Regions from separate parts of the Mus musculus genome. Here region 2 is linked to region 1. A link is a loop called in an ENCODE intact Hi-C map of the cell type or tissue named here. Cell type or tissue: heart. All regions are shown on one strand. Each heading gives the region's core, and the rest is flanking DNA. Links, peaks and the distances in the headings are about the cores only. Region 1 overlaps Nt5e (5' nucleotidase, ecto). Region 2 has its middle 15 kb from the start of Gm28231.

Evidence for each region. Hi-C counts contacts between places; a loop is a spot of excess contacts. Peaks named below come from ENCODE experiments on the same cell type or tissue, not always from the same donor. Only the 100,000 strongest peaks of a DNase experiment are listed, where the experiment ranks them.
Region 2: a loop joins it to region 1, with 2.4 times the contacts of the local background. A loop is called at or near these places in 4 of 42 quality-filtered maps.

Annotation. Positions count from the first base shown.
Region 1 is chr9:88,358,158-88,366,492 of GRCm38, forward strand. It overlaps Nt5e (5' nucleotidase, ecto), which reads left to right. Exons shown (of 9, transcript NM_011851.4): 4 at 5,279-5,476; 5 at 6,511-6,665; 6 at 8,205-8,310. Among named protein-coding and RNA genes, the nearest start is that of Nt5e, 35 kb to the left of the region's middle. In heart, for the core only: a CTCF peak has its summit at 4,460; a DNase peak (open chromatin) is centred at 3,244; H3K27ac peaks cover 252 bases.
Region 2 is chr9:88,270,816-88,279,150 of GRCm38, forward strand. It overlaps the pseudogene Gm5066. Among named protein-coding and RNA genes, the nearest start is that of Gm28231, 15 kb to the left of the region's middle. In heart, for the core only: no CTCF peak of the experiment used is centred there; a DNase peak (open chromatin) is centred at 3,366; H3K27ac peaks cover 922 bases.

The sequences.
Region 1 (8,335 bases), core at 155-8,154:
GAGAGAGAGAGAGAGAGAGAGAGAGAAGAAAGGAAAGGAAAGGAAGAAAAGAGAAGAGAAGAGAAGAGAAGAGAAGAAAAGAAAAGAAAAGAAAAGAAAAGAAAAGAAAAGAAAAGAAAAGAAAAGAAATTACCAAGAAGCTAAATTAAGTCTGTTAAACATTACATAGTAAATGTAGTAAAAAGAACACAGCTTGTGGAAGCATACATCCTTTTGTGTTTTAAGTCCAGATCTTATTGTCTGATCTGGAATTTACTCTGTAGCCCAGGCTAGACTCAAATCATGGCAGTCTTTCTATGTAAGCCTCTGTAGAGCTGGGAATAGTGGCATGAGCCATCATGCTCAGCTAGAAATTTAAAGTTTAAGAAATGTCTCAGCATGTGACATGCACACAGCCCAAAGGAAAACGTCCCTGAAGCACCTGAATAGCACCTGATAGACTCTGGTCTTTTATTTAGTCTTTTGTGTGTATTACTGCCCACTAAATTAGTTCCCTTCTTGTCTTGTTTGTTGTTTATTTGTAACCCACATTCTAAAAACCTCCAAGTTAAGTGTAGCATAACTACTAGTGCATGATACCCCACCAGTGGAGGAACTCTGTCCAGGTTCTTTCCACTAACCCTGGCATGGCTGGATGTCACACTCAAAGAGCAGAAGCCTTCCCAGTCAGGCTTGCAAAGTGTAAGAGCTGCAGGAAGGAGGCCCAAGAGGCAAATGCTGCCTCTGAAGGAGTTACACCCCAGAGTCACAAAAAATGGTCTATGATAAAAAGTAGGAAAGTAGTTCAAGTCGGAGCCTGCAGCAGGCATGACAAGGGACTGCCCTGTCTGCCTGTCAATAGCTGGACTGGACATTTGGTTCTTCTCTTGGATAAGAGCGGATATCAGTTTCTAATCTGCAGTTCAGTAAAGGGCTCAGTCCTGGGAATGTGTGACCTCTTCCTTTCTGACATACTGCTTCCTAGAAAGACAAACATGCATGGAAATTAACTAGTTACTCTTTGAGATTTTAAGAAGTTTTTTTTCCCCTCTCTTTCCTTTTTTTTTTTTTTTTTTTTTTTTTTTTTGGGAGAACAACATATAATGTCTGCAAGCTACTACTACGGTAAAGTGTGGGGCTCATACCACCTGCCCCTATCTTACCACTGTACCAATAGCTTCCCAGCACCCTCCCATATCACCAAGTGGTCAGTACCCAATTTCCTATCTGTGTCTGCACACCAGCTCCTGCTGTCATCCTGTGAGGAAGTGCGTCTGTGTGGACAACAGATCCAGTACCCTGGGCTCACAGAATCCTTCTCCAATACCCTGAATGAGTGTCACCTCCACTCCACCTCAGCCACTTCACTTCTCAGACAAGGCTGAGACTTGGTCCTTGGCAGACAGCTTCAGAACTCCACTCTTGGGCCCCCATGTCCCATCCCACTCTTGGACCCTTCTAGTTCCTAGAGCTTCCTCACTGTGTGTTTCTTTTGAAGCCAGCCTTCAGAAGTGCTGAAACTTCACGTATCCTGACCAGTCTGGCTGCTTTCATATTCTTCTCTTGTTAGCCTGGGTGGCTAACACATGCGGCGCGGGTGTGCAGTATTGCTAAATGGATGTTACTAAGTACAGAATTTTTTTTTTTTGAGGCAGTGTCTCGCTGTGTGGACCAGGCTGGCTTCAGACACACCTCTGTCTTCAGATCCACCTGCCTCTGCCTCCCAAGTGCTATCATTAAAGGCGTGCACCAGTAAGCTGGAGTTTATACAACTCTTTTAAAATATTTGACTGGTCAGATTTTAAAAACAAATTACTTTATTTCCAGTATGATTGATTCTAGACCTAAGCACACATTTACTAAGTATGAACTTCACATTATCCATATATTTAAGGAACAGCAATTATGTTAAGACTACAGAATTAAAATTTGTGGGAATTCACAAAATAAATTATAGAGCAGCTGAACTAAAACTGCTATGTGTTCTTTACCTAGGACAGGGTTAGAAGACTCACTGCTGTATTAGAGTAACAAGGAAAGAGAGAAGCCACTACCCGTAGTCCTTTCAGTCAGTGTGGTATGTGCTCCCTGCCGCACCTTTTTAAAGATCAGGTTCTATACCTGGCCTAGAAGTTGCTAGATTGCCAAGGATGACTTTGAACTTGTGTCCTTGTGCTTCCATCTCCTGGATGCTGGGGTTTCAGGCACGTGCCACCACATCTAGCTTGAGAGCTGGTTCTCTCTCTACTGTGGGCTCCTGGGATAGAACTCTGGCTTGTATCTCAAGCATTCTCCCCACTGGGCCATCTCACCAACGCAAGAAACTTATTTTAAGGTAATTAGTTGGTATGTATATATTTTTACCATTTATCTTAGACAAAAGTAAATTTGCATATTAGTAAGATAGATTTGCTTATTTTTATGTAGAAACTTAAGTCTTAGCTGAATATTTGATACTTCAGCATCTTCAGTGCTTTTTCAGAGTTGATCAATACTGTCACTGCCAGTGTGACCACACATGTGCAGCGCGAAGTGCACATATGTGCTCAGAACCAAGGCTACCGTGAAGTCTTAAGTTCCAGGACAGCCAGGGCTATACAGAGAAACCCTGTCTCAAAAAAAAAAAAAAAAAAAAAAAAAAGGAAAAAGAAAAAGAAAAAAGATGCAGTGTGTGGTAATTACTCTGAGATGAAAATCCATCCCGGGCAGGGGTAGGGTGTTTGGTCACTGTATGATCAGTAGCCTGCCATTCAGTCACAATACTCTCCCTTATGACTGTGGGTCATGACCCACAGTTTTAAAAGATAGGTTTCAAGGCGGATGTGGCACAGGCCAGTAATTCAAGCACCTGAGAGGTAGAAGCAGAAACAAAAAAACAAAAAAACAAAAAAAAAAAAAAAAAAAAAAAACAGGGCCAAGCATAGTGATAAACACTTTTAATCCCAGAACTTGGGAAGCAGAAGCAGGCAACTGTCCGAGGCCAGCCTGGTCTACAATATAGTGACCATCCAGAAATAAACACTGAGACCCCCTAACCCTCTGCCCCAGCACACACACGCACGCACGCACGCACGCACGCATACATACACAAGCCCCACGAAAAGAAAGCTGGGCTTTGGATAATCGTGCCTTTCCAAAACAACCCTAACATTTGTCACATGCACAGGACAGAGAGTCACTCTCCAAGGAACTGTTTCCAGGCGCTTGATAAGAACTGGTGACATTCAGGGTTTCCTGTGTACACTGGAGAACCAGCCAAAGGGCAGAGGTCTGACCAGTGGCCTTGGCAGTGATCTCTCTGGGTGTTTCTTGGGTCAGACAAGGACTTTCCTCATCCCAGTGACCACTTGATCTCGTCCTTTTACATAGGCTCTGCCCGGCTCAGCTTCAGCACCGCGTCCTTTAGAGCAAAGCCACATTTTGCACGCACACAGCAGTAGTTCGTGGAAGCTAGTCTTCAAATGGTTGCTTTCCAAGATGAAACGAGTCTATTGAAAAGCCCAGCTCTGAAGTTGGGATCCAATCCCAAGTAGAGTTGTTATAAGGGAAGTTGGTCAACTCCTGAGAACTCACGGGCCCCGGGCCCCTAGTACTGAGCTTCTCACAGGCTGGAAGCTTGTGCTGCCTTAGCTCTGCTGGTTGGAGGTCTTTACGTGCAGGAATTCATTTTTCTTTCACTGGAATCTGGCTTGAGATTGTGAAAAGGGCTTGATACTCTTCCAGGCTCAGTCTGTTCCCTGGTTCAGTCAGTACTAACAGTTTATTTACATCATCTCTTTGAGCCCAAGCTTGCATTAACAAAAAGTGATAGTGGTGTAGCTTCCTCTAAATAAATAAATAAATAAAATCATGGGGATTAAGAGAGGTAAAAATCTGAGCAGAAGTAGGCTTGGAAATACATGTCCAAGAAAAATAACTCAGTACAGCAGAAAGTAATAAATGTTTAGTTCTTTGGCTGGAAAGCAAGGAACAGTGTGGAAAATGTGAAGGTCTGGATTGTCCCCCCCCCCCCCCCCCCCCCGCTGGTGGTTTTATGGGGTTGCCAAATGTATGGGGAGTGAGTGGGGGGAGGGGGGTGATGGGAACTCAGCCTGGGTGGGGGAGGAGATTAGCAGCCAGACCCACTTTTACCTCAGCCACAAAGGAAGCTGCTGTTCCTGACTAGGTCTTTGTGAGATAACCTTGATGTATCTTTTGTTCTCAGAAAAGGAACATCAAGACCTTTTTGAACTAGAGAGTAGGTGCTCCCTGCCAGAGTGCATGCTGAGCTAATTGGGGCATCTGACAGGGATGGCAGGTTCCTAACTTCTAACATTCTGTTTAAGCTATTGCCGTGGAAGGAAGGAAAAAAAAATAAAAATAAAAAAATAAAAAGACCCAAGGCTAGAAGTCTGGCTTGCCACTCCCTTTAATTTCCAAGAAAGTGCCGAATGCCAGATTTCTGCAATTTGTTAATCTTTTTTCCACTTGGCTGGGGTATTCTCTGCCACGCTATGGACAGCTAGGGGAATTGCAGCTTTCCAAACACTGCCCAGAAGAGGATGTCTTGGCAAAGCAAGGTAGAGGCTTCCCTACACATCTTATCCCCTGCAGTGAAGGGCAAGCCTGTCCCTGCCTGAGAAAGCACGGTCACCCTAGGAACAGCTCAGTCATCCCTCCTTGGTCCTCATTAACAACTATAGGCCCATGAGTGTGTGTGCAAGGTTTCTAGAGGATGCCTTCGTCTTATAAGGGGAAGAGGCATGCAGTACAAATGGTGTACCTACTATGCCTGGCCGGCACACACTGAGGATCTAAAGACACTGAATTGTCTGGACAACCCCGTAGAATGAGAACTGTTAATTCACTCACTTGAGTTCCCTTCCTATATTGCTTAGCAGGTATTGTAGCACACCTGTAATCTTAGCCCTTGGGAAGCAGAGGCAGAAGAGTTTTATCCAGAAACAGAAATACATCAAAATGGCTTAGTTTTCATTCAGCCAGGGGGAAGAGAGAGTGAGTCTGCATGAAAGAGAGATAATCTTGGCAGTGTTCTATTTCTGTTTGACCCACATCAGACTACCAGGCACAATGCCCCAGACTTAGAAACAGCTTAGTAAATGCCCACTGAGTAGAGAATGGCAGGACTTATGTGCCAAAAGGGCATTTGGAGTCAGTGACAAATGTCCCACAGGGCTCTGAAAGACCAGCCATGTACAGCAGCAGATGGTGAATCTCCAAGTCAAAATCTGCTGTCATTCAGCCAGTGGCCTGCCATATGCAAAGGCGGACCTGATCAAATTTGCTTCTTTTATTTCAGGAAATCCACCTTCCAAAGAAGTGCCTGCGGGGAAGTACCCATTCATAGTCACCGCAGATGATGGACGGCAGGTGCCTGTGGTCCAGGCCTATGCCTTTGGCAAATACCTGGGCTACCTGAAGGTTGAGTTTGATGATAAAGGCAATGTTATCACTTCCTATGGAAATCCCATTCTTCTCAACAGCAGCATTCCTGAAGGTGAGATCTGGGGAGAGGTGGCTACATCTTCCACCCTCTTCTGTTTGTTTTGTTTCAGGAAATGACTGTGAGTGACACTTGTGAAGAATTTAGCCTCCCCCTTGCATTTACTCTTTGCTCATAAAGAAATGCCACACTCTCAAACCCTCATGGTTTTTTTTTCCAAGTCTGCTCAGTGCACTACAGCTTCTTTTGCTTTGCAAAAGCTTAGTCCTGTGGGGCAGAAGCCACAATCAGCTCCTATCTAGAGAAGAGAACCAAAACAAGGAATTCAAATAGGACAGAGTAGCACTCAAAATCTGGACCACCTAACAAGAGGCAGTGACAGTGTGGTATGGGCCTCAGCGTCTTCATTCATGAAACAAGCAAATACTGCTTTTTTTCTGTTTTTGTTTGTTTGTTTGTTTTGAGGCAGCCTCTCCACATATAGCCTAGGCTGGGGGTATATTGTACCCCCATGTCTGTCAAGAAGTACCTTGTTTTTTTGAGACTCAGAATAAAAGAATATTGTTATGCCATCTGTTTTCATATGCTGCATGGGCCCACTGTCACGATCTCTTCTACTAGCCCTTTGCTGTTTACCATCATCAGCTCAGAAGGATGGGCAGTGAGGCCCTACTCTGCACAGGAGAGTCTGTGCTCACAACCTAGGCTTCTCAGCAGCTGGAGAGGAAGCAAGCTGGGAACCACACCCTGAGCAGGTCCTCTGTACCTGTCCAGCCTGCCAAACCTCATGGCAAGACCATGGTGCCATCCTAGGTGGGCTCACAGGGGCTCATCCAGGTGTTGATGTTGAGCTGCTCAAAGCATCTTCAAGGCAAAATACACCCAGGTATTAATGTCAGCAAACAAAATAAACATTCCTAAGGGATTTTATAGCCACAACCAAAATGCACAGATGTGAGCACCGCAAAGCTCCAGCAGGGAAGCCTGGCAAAACTCCATTTCTCTAGAACCCACCCACTAGGAGATCTGCCCGGATTACAGGCCTTCCTCTCCCTCACTTGCACCTTTCTGATGTCCTTTCTTTCTAGATGCGACCATCAAAGCAGACATTAACCAATGGAGGATAAAATTAGATAATTATTCTACCCAGGAACTCGGGAGAACGATCGTCTACCTGGATGGCTCCACTCAGACGTGCCGCTTCAGGGAATGCAACATGGGAAACCTGATCTGTGATGCCATGGTGAGATGTCTTCAGGGGCTGCGTCTAGGGAGGGAGGAAAGGAAGATGGGGAGAAGATGCAACAAGGGGCAGAATTAGGGACTTTGGCACATTTTGTGCCCAGACAGAAGCATGACTGGTTTCATACCGAATACCTTGGCAAGGAGGCCCAAAACACTTAGCAGAGTATCACTTTATTCCTCTACAAAGACAAAACCCTTTTAAAATATGTCTTTCTTAGATGTCCAAATTTGAGGTGTTTCTTTCTGTAAGATGATCTGAAGACAGGAAGTGCACCAGATGTTAGCATAGTACATCTGCTTGGACCTCATTTGGCAGGGCAGGTTTTCCCTGGTTTGTCCTCTTGGCTCTAAAGAACATGAGCCTATATAACTTGTACTTCTTTTCCAAGCACAGAAGGAAAATACACAGTTATGGTAAAGTCCCTGGCTATAGCAAAATCATTCGTGAAGAACATTTTTTCTGGGGCCAACTAGCCAAAGTGGCTTTTGTGGGCTGTGTGAAGCCAAGGTCTCTAGGGCAGACTGTGACCTTCCAACATGAGGTCCAGGCTGGCTCTTGAGCATCATGAGATCAGTAATGAGAAACCACCAGACAGAAACATCTAGAGAAAAATCTAGACAGAAACACTACAAGGTGCTACCCTATGAAAAGGGTTGGGGTAAATATAACTTTTACTTTTTGTGCTTGTTTTAAAATGAGAAAGAATGCAGTTGGGGGCTGTAGAGTTGGCTCAGAGCTTATGAGTACTTGAACTGGGGTTCAATTCCCAGCCCTCACAGTGGCTCAGTGTAACCCTAATTCCAGGGGACCTGGTGCCCTCTTCTGACTGCCACAGGCACACATGTGGTGAACATACATATATGCAGGCAAAATATTCATACACTTACAACATAAAACAAACCTAAAAATAAAAGGTTTAAGGCTATATGTAGTGGTACATGCCTTTAATCCCAATGTTCAGGAGGCAAAGACTGACTGGTGGATTCCTCTAAATTTGAGGCCAGCCTGGCTTATACAACAAACTCTAGGACATCAAGAGCTACATAGAGAGACCCTGCCTCAAAACAAACAAAAGCATGTGCTTTCACTTGCTGTAACGGAACATGTGTTTTGTAAAAGAAAAGTTAAGAATGAGCCTGATTTGACTGCCAGTACCTGGCATAAAGTAGATAGTGAACAGGCTGGAACACCCTGCTGTCCTGGAGCAATCTTGACAGCAGCCGGAGAGGGCCTTCTGCTACGTGCCCTAGCTGAGGGATAGGTTTGAGTAGTCGGTGAAGAGTCCTCTGTCCTAAAAGACTGACGTGGGTCTGGTCACAATATACTTTTGCTTCTGTTTGATTGAAGGCTAATAGATGATAGGCTAATAACTGTTTATGATTAATAATGTATACAATGAGTTTTAGTTGCAGTTGGGAAATCTCTGGGCACATGGGAGTAGGGGAAGAATACTTTGTTTTCTCAGCAAAGGCAATCAGATTCCTGGAAATGATACCAAGAAAGAAGACCCAAGTAACTCAATTTCCACTATTGTAGATTAACAACAACCTCAGACACCCAGATGAAATGTTTTGGAACCACGTGTCCATGTGCATTGTAAACGGAGGTGGCATCCGGTCCCCCATTGATGAGAAGAACAATGGTATGCACCTGGGCCCAGTTTCCTT
Region 2 (8,335 bases), core at 208-8,207, 87 kb before region 1:
AATGGCCACCGAGAATGTTCTCTAAAACCTTAGCCCCCAGCATGGACAGCTTTACAGAGTGCTGGCTGATTCCCAGGACACACTGGAGCCATCTCCTTTATTATAGCATGTCCAACAGCAGATAAGAAACAGACCGGTGAAGTAAATAAACATGCATACTGAAGTCAGAGTCACCATTACTAATACAGGGACAGATGGAGGCTGAAGTCCAGGCTCACAGTGTCCCCAAAGCAAGGCTTTGCTCTGCCACTAAAGCCCTAGGTTTGTTTTCTTTTGTTTTGTTATTGTGTAATCAATGATCCTCTGGCCTGTTGCTACCCAGAGGGAAAAAAGTTCTCAATTCTTCTGCCCTAAGAAGACACAGAGTCTCAGCTACACTGTGACTTCAATACCAGTCTGAGCTATATATGTTCTATCTAAAATAAAGAGAATAATAGGAAAAAAAGAAGAAGAAGACACAGAGTAGGGGACCCTAGATCAAGCTTCCCAGTGACACCATCTTGGATGACTACTATAGCTACCCAGTGAGAACTATGGCATCCTTGAGGAACCTTACTCTCTGGGTCTGTTTCTTTACAAGGTTTCTATCTAGGCCAATATAGATCTAAAACCCTCCCCTCTCAGTTTTCATAACAGCCTTGAGAGTGGGAATATTCAGTGGTCAGAATCTGGGCTGGGTGTTTGTGGGTTCTTGGCCTCTAATCCAAGAATGGAATAAAAACCCACACAACTTGCAAAGTAGCAAGGAAACTTGATTCAAAATGAAGCTGTAGAATAGATCAGAATATTTAAGAGAGCAGGAGAGCGGCAGACCACAAGGCTGAAGACACTCAATAACCTGTTTACTTCCTGGGGTCTCTTGTTATGGAGTCTAAAAGAGTGAAGGGCTGGCTACTGATGGAACACATTTATTTGGAGGTTCCCTGTTCTGCCTGATAGATTAAGCTCTAGTACACGTTTCTCTTCCCACAATGCATCTGGTTTTAATCATGTGTGCACATAGTTACACATAGACACATAGAGTGATAAATGGGCTTCTCCATAACTATCACTTGAGGACACTGATTTGCTTTGTTTCATAAGGTTTTGGTTGATCTAAAACCAGTTCAGGCCAGATATGCCTTTCTGGTCTTCTATTCAGACATGAGGAGAGTGTGATTGAATGTACTCTGTCTGAGTTTAAGGAGAGGAGAAATCTATTCCACTATTCAGAGATGGATGTGTATTCATCTAGATACAAGTGGGATCTAGATGCTAGATTGCTAGGTGCATTATTCAGAGTGAGGTGTGTGTGCAGATAAGAATTTCAAGCTAGGGCGGGGGTGGGGGTATAGGGGACTTTTGGGATAGCATTTGAAATGTAAATGAAGAAAATATCTAATAAAAAATTAAAAAAAAAAGAATTTCAAGCTACCAAGTCTATTATTATTAGGAAATAGGTGTGTATATAGCCCTAACCAAAGAGTCCCAGGCTCGAAACTATTCCCAATGTTCCCCTGCCTCAGGAGCATTTTCACAGCACAACATGTTCCCATACTTTGCTTCCTTAAAGACTGAGCCCCGCCGGGAGGTGGTGGCACATGCCTTTAATCCCAGCACTTGGGAGGCAGAGGCAGGCAGATTTCTGAATTTGAGACCAGCCTGCTCTACAAAGTGAGTTCTAGGACAGCCAGGGCGATACAGAGAAACCCTATCTCAAAAAAAAAAAAAAAAAAAGATTGAGCCCTAAATTTATACTCCATCTTCAGAAGCTCCAGTTTAAGCAGCCATTCCACACACATCAGGAGGGTCACTTCAGCCTGTTGGCCAGTACCTGCTTCTCCGCTAGGGGCCAGCCCCTATCATTCTCACTCCTGTCCAGAATTATAGTGAATAAAATTTCTCCACATCATAGAATAACTGAGCAAATATTTGGCACATAACTGATGTGCAACATACTAGTGGAAGATGTAAAGAAGGAAATGAATATATGAGAGAAGAGGATGCAGTTGTGTGAGTTGACAGATAAAGCTGGAGTCCAGGTTAGGGTAGAATCAAACATTCTCACAAAAAGCATAGAAATGGGCAAGTCAGCACAAGGCACACGCTCCTAGCAAACTTCCTAAGCTGAGGAATTAAGAAACTCTGCGGCATGGAAGTGCCTTACAAAGTTGGCATGCTTTCTAAGCAAAAGAAATGTCGTTCAAGCAATGTGCCAAGGGCCGAAGAAGCTTTTAGTAAGATAGGTAGATATATGGATGAATGGGTGGATGGATGAATGGATGGATGGATGGATGGATGGATGGATGGATGGATGGATGGGTGGGTGGGTGGGTGGGTGGATGGATGGATGGATGGATGGATGGATGGATGGATGGATGGATGGAAGGACGGATGGACAGATGGACAGATAGATAAAATAAAAAGAGTAAATTGACTTCAACAAGAAGGGAGACAGCTGGGGACTGGATTTCTATCCCTACAGCAAGTTTTCTTGGTGCATCATTAGACTCCAATGGCCAGCCTTGGAACAAGGCACAGAGATGTGACTTTGGTCTCTCAGAGTCTCTGTTCTCTGGGCAACACAACCCTTAGCTGGGTATGAATGAATCACATCCTCAGGAAATGACAGCTGTCTGTCTAGATCGGTCTCTGGAAAGTCTGAAGAAACAACGCTTGTCCGCAGGATTGATGCAATTCTAAACCACACAGTTACTCAAAGCCTTGCAGGAGGTGTGCCCAGTCACTGGCTCAGCCTGGGCAATGCTGAGTCTGTTCAGGAAACGGGTAAGCCAGCTTAGAGCAGAGCCCTTGCTTAGTGGGTTGACAGCTTGCTTCTTGATTTTTTGCTTCAACAAATTGATGTTGAGGAACCATTCTGAAGCAAGGCAGTAAAGCTCCAAGCTGGGAACCCAGCTTTAGGGGGGTAGCATACGTGATATCACACTTCTCTTTTTAAAATGTATTTATTTTATTTTTCATTTATTTGTAGGTATGTGTGTAGGTATGTGTGCATGTGCGTGCGTGTGGTGGTGATGGTGGTGGTGGTAGTGGTAGTGGTGGTGGTGGTGTGTGTGTGTTTTTGTATGTGAGGAGACAAGAAAAGGGAATTGGAGCTGGAGTTATAGGCAGCTGGGAGATTCCTTTCATGGAGTCCTGGGAACTGAAATCCCACCCCTAACCACAGAGCCATTTAAAATATTTTTTAAAACTTACATATCAAAGTTTATCCAGGGAGCACTTTGATTGTGTAGCAGGAAGACTGGAGGTTCAGAACACTAGTCTAGGGCTAACCTTGTTCTGAGAGAACAAGGTAGTGTTTTTATGCTCACATATGCCACATGGGTAGGAAACTGGGCATCACTGGGAGAGCTGAGTCAATCTGGCTGGCAAAGGTTCAGGAAATCTGGATGAGGCCTGTCTGCACTGTGCACATAAGTAACACTCTCAGGCATGGGCAGGGTTTTTGTTTATCTTCCAAGCTGGCATGAATCCTGTGGGGAGCCAAGTGGAGTCACAGTGTGGTCTGAAGCAGGTCACATTAACCAGTCACTCCCCTCAGCCCTTGGTTTGCAACAGGTCTAAATAAATAAATAAATAAATAAATAAATAAATAAATAAATAAATAAAAGTTTGGCAAAGAATTCCAGAAAGGGATCTCAGAAGACAACGTAAGGAAGGCTCACTGGGGCTTTCCAGTCAAGCTGAGAGACTCCCAGGTGTCAGCCTCAATCCAGCACAGAAAGCCCTCAGCAAGGCCAGGTAGAAACATTCATTTGTTTCTCTAAGCTAAAACAATACATCCTTCTAGGTCACAGTTCCAAAAACTGCAGACCAGACCATTTCCCGGGAGTCTGATACAAGCGTGCTGCTATAAATTAAAAGTAAACACAGTGGGTTTAGTGAGACACAAAGCTTACAGAGAAAAGTGGGAAGCCCTCATCAGTGTTAAGGGGAAAAGTATAAACACGGCTTTGACTCAAATCGAGAGAAAAGGTGGAATCAAAAGCCAAGTGGTTTGAAATCTGGAAACTTCCTTTCTAAGGAAAGGTTTGTCTTACTAAGTTAATGTTTTACACACTTGTGCAAAGTCCAGGGTATATGCTAGTCCACATGGACATGTCCAGAGCTCCTAAGATCCACATAGTTCTGCCTTTGGTGACAGCACCCAGCTACTGGGTACTAGCTGTCATGCTCTCCTTGAATCCACCCACTCTCAGGCCCCTTAGCTGCCTCTTCTCTTCTGTGAGAGCTTCCTTTGAGCGTCTTCAAGCTCTAGACAGAGGGAAGGACAGCACAGAGGGCATAAGAACATTTTACACTGACACAGCTACATAAAGTGAGGCTTGGCAAGTTTATATCCTCTATGTAATAACTTGCTCCAATGATGGTCATGAAAGCCTCAAAGTTTAAATACAAATATGTGCACATTCTTAAGAACATAAAATGTATACCTAAAGACCTTTGTACATATAAAATCTGTATACTTTATACTTTGAGACTAGACAGATTGCACAGAGGTTAAGAGCACATACTGCTCTTCCAGAGGACCAGTTCCCAGCAACCATGTTGGGTAGATCACAATTGCCTGCAAATAACTCCAGCTCCCAGAGGATCTGATGCCTCTGGCCTCTGAGGACACTAGTGCTCACCTACACATACATATACATAATTAATAAAAAATTAATCTTTAGGGGGCTGAAGAAATGCTTCAAAGGCTAAGTCCACTGGCTACTCTTCCAGAGAACTGAGGCTCTATCCCTAGTAATCAGCGCATAACTGTCTGTAACTCCAGTTCGAGGGTATCCAATGCTTTCTTTTGGCGTCCATGGGCACCAGGCATGCATGAGATACACAGACACACAAGTAGGCAAAACATCAGTGGTGGTTTTAATGATGATACCCCCCCACATTGGCTCATATATTTGATTAGTTGATCCCAGTTGGTGTAGCTGTTTGGGAAGGATTTGGAAATGTGGCTTTATTGAAGGAGGTATGTCAGTGGAGATGGACTTGAATGTCTTTAAAAGCCCACACCATTCAGTTATATCTCTGTGCCTCATGGTTCTGACTCAAGATGAGCATCCAGCTACTTCTCCAGCACTATGCCTATCTGCCTCCTACCATGCTCCCAGCGATGATGATCATGGACTCAAACCCTCTGAAACTATAAGCACCAAATAAACACTTCCCATTTTAAATTGCCTCAGTCATGGTGTTTTATCACAGCAACAGAAGACTAACTAAGATAGTACCCTTACACATAAACTAAAATAATCTTTAAAAACAACAACAACCTTATGAACACCAGAAATAGGAAGAAAATGCTAGGAGTAGATCAGCCGGAACAATGAGTGGTTCCAGCAAACACGTTAGCCATGGTCTCTTTGCTCTTGTGCTCTTCAGTTATAGCTGTGGCATGTTGAAGTGGAGGGGAACTGAAAATAACTGAGTATTTGACGATAACAACCTGTTATTTTTGGAACATGGTGATTGAGTTGAACACAATCAAAGTACAGTGGTGACCAATCTCCCTTTCTTCTAGGATGAGCAAACAGATGATTAAACAGTGATGTCAGTGTCCTTGACCACACTCAAATGAGCAGCTGTCTAGCTGCTGCCTCTGCTCAACTGATGCTGTGTTTTGATTGTAGTCAGAAGCATTCAAACACAACAGAGTTGGTAAAGTGTTATGGGAGGAGGCTTGCTTGCCTCCACTCAATTGACATTGTATGAATCCAGAGGTTGTGCCTGTGTGTGTGTGTGTGTGTGTGTGAGAGAGAGAGAGAGAGAGAGAGAGAGAGAGAGAGAGAGAGAGGGAGAGAGAGAGAACAAGAGACAGAGAGAACAAGAGAGAGAGAACAAGAGAGAGAGAACAAGAGAGAGAGAACAAGAGAGAGAGCGAGAGGGAGCAAGAGAGAGAGCAAGAGAGAGAGTGTGTGTGTGTGTTGGAGGGGTTATAATCAGTTTTAGCTGATGTCTGTGCAGACATTGAATATGTAGAATTGTGCCACTACTGGAAGAAAATTCTATCCAAAAAAATGGCACAATAGTAACAGGAGGAGGAGAAAGAGGAGGAGGAAGGGAAGGGAAGGGAAGAAGAGGAGCAAGAGGAGGAGGAGGAGAAGATGATGATGATCACAGATTTCTCATAAAGAAAGCAACAGCTACTCAGCCCTCATGTGGAAAAATGTAAAAGTTCTCTCACAGCACTGCTGTCATGTGTCTAAGAGAGGACAGTTGGGGCAAGAGCAGAAGGGCTCCCCTGCGACAGATTCTCTTGCAATGGTGTCTCGTCTCCAGAAGACTGTGCGGTGCTGACCTCTCCCTGCTCCCTGTAGTTTCAGTCTATTTCTAGCTCCACAGTGAGTGAGTTTCCTGGAGCTACTTACAGGAACATGGGTTCCTTACAGGACCATGCTTAGAGGCAGCTGAATCATCCAGCGGAGGTGATGACTCATGGAGCTTGGAACTCTGGAGATCTGTGGACGACATGGAGTCCTTACAGTTTATACATGCATCTGGCAAGCTTGCGGGACTTCCTGAGATTTCTGAGTTGTTCACTGTCTGAGACATAAAGAGCCTCAGTTTAGAACCTTTTGAGTCTCAAGGAGCTTCTGTTCCAAGAAAGTAGCTACACAGCACGGTACACATGTGTCCTTCTGCCCTATGTCCTTTTCTCTGTCTTGGGAATTTAACACAGATTCCAAGTTTGTTCTCACCTCTTCACCTTGCGATGAGGCTTAGACAGAACTCATAAGAACAGAGGTAACCAATGTGGTGGTGCAGGCCTGAAAACCCAGCACTCGGGAAGAGAAGGAAAGAGATCAGGAGACCAAGGTTATTCTCAGCTGTATATGGAGACTAACCGGGCTACAGAAGACTATTGTTCAAGAGAAAATGACTAAAGGAAGGGAGTGTTTAGTGGAGATTTTACATCTGTGGTTGACTGCTCAAGGAAGCCCTTTCCCACACATCCCGTATATGATGATGTAATGTTGCTCCTGTGGGGATGAGGTCTTCCAGAAGTGCATGTGACAGTTGGAGGAAGCTGCTCCTAGCTAACACAACAAGTTGTGGGGGTGGCAGGGAGAGCTGCAACCCTGCTCCTGTCACCTGGCCCACCATTGCTCATTGCATTAGGATAGTCCCTCTCTATCTAACGATATCTGGTGGGCTTGTCTGTTTTTCCTACGAGAGCAGGGACTTTGTCCATCATTACCTGCCTACTGTGCCTAGACCATTTCCAGAAACCCGAAGGTTCTATCAGCACTGCCTGTATAAAGGCAGGAAGGAAACCTCCAATCCATCCCCAGAATCACTATCATCTGTGGTCCCGGCTAGAGAGATCAGGGAAATGAAGTTTCCATACCTAAAACTTCATCCTGAGCACACTGCTTTGCTTGCAGGCTTCCCTCTGGCAATACTGTAAACATTGTAAAATAAGCCTCATAACCAGGAGCCAGGTAGTGACAGCACACACCTTTAGACCTAGCACTCAGGAGGCAGAAACAGGCAGACCTCCATGAGTTCAAGGTCATCCTGGTCTAGAGTGAGTTCCAGGACAGCCAAGGATATACAGAGAGAAACCTTGTCTCAGGAAACCAAAACCAACAAACAAACCAATGAACCCCACAATCTGGCAAGGGGTGGAGGGCTCTTGATCTACCCCTGCTTAGCCTACTTATCTAGTCTCTCACTTGGCCTCACACTTTCTACTCCAGATGCTGTGAGCTTCCACACACTCTGCATGCTCCTCCCTCCTTGCTCTGCATGCAAGGTCCGCTCTGTTTGTACTCATTCTTATCCCTTCCAGTCTCACAGACCTTGTTATACGTTGAATACTTACTCAATTCCTATCTCTTCTAACAACTCTTTCTTTTCACTAAACCCCATCAGATTTAGAAATATGTTCCAGGTCTTCGGACAAAGTCAGTGGAGGGTTGAGGGGGGGACTTGAAAAATTAGATGTGATAAGTCAGGTAGGAAAGCATGGTAGATTTAGTGACTAAGGAAAACCCTGGGCAAGCAATCAGAGCCGTCCTGAGGCAGGGTGTCTTCCTCTTTGTTTTTGTTTTTTTTGTTGTTGTTGTTGTTTTGTTTTGTTTTGTTCTGTAATGTAAAACAACATGGTACAATAAACCATGTATCATTTATTTCTGATGAAACATACAAACACTTTCCACTATGATACAAAATGCATTTGTTCACCTACCAACCCTAGAGATCATTGTCACCAAAATACATTAGGCAGGGAGGGTATACATCATATTTCATAGAATACACATAGAACGTTATAAAGTGCCTTTTGCTTTATAGAGATAAGTAAATAATAATAAATAGCATTTCTTGCATT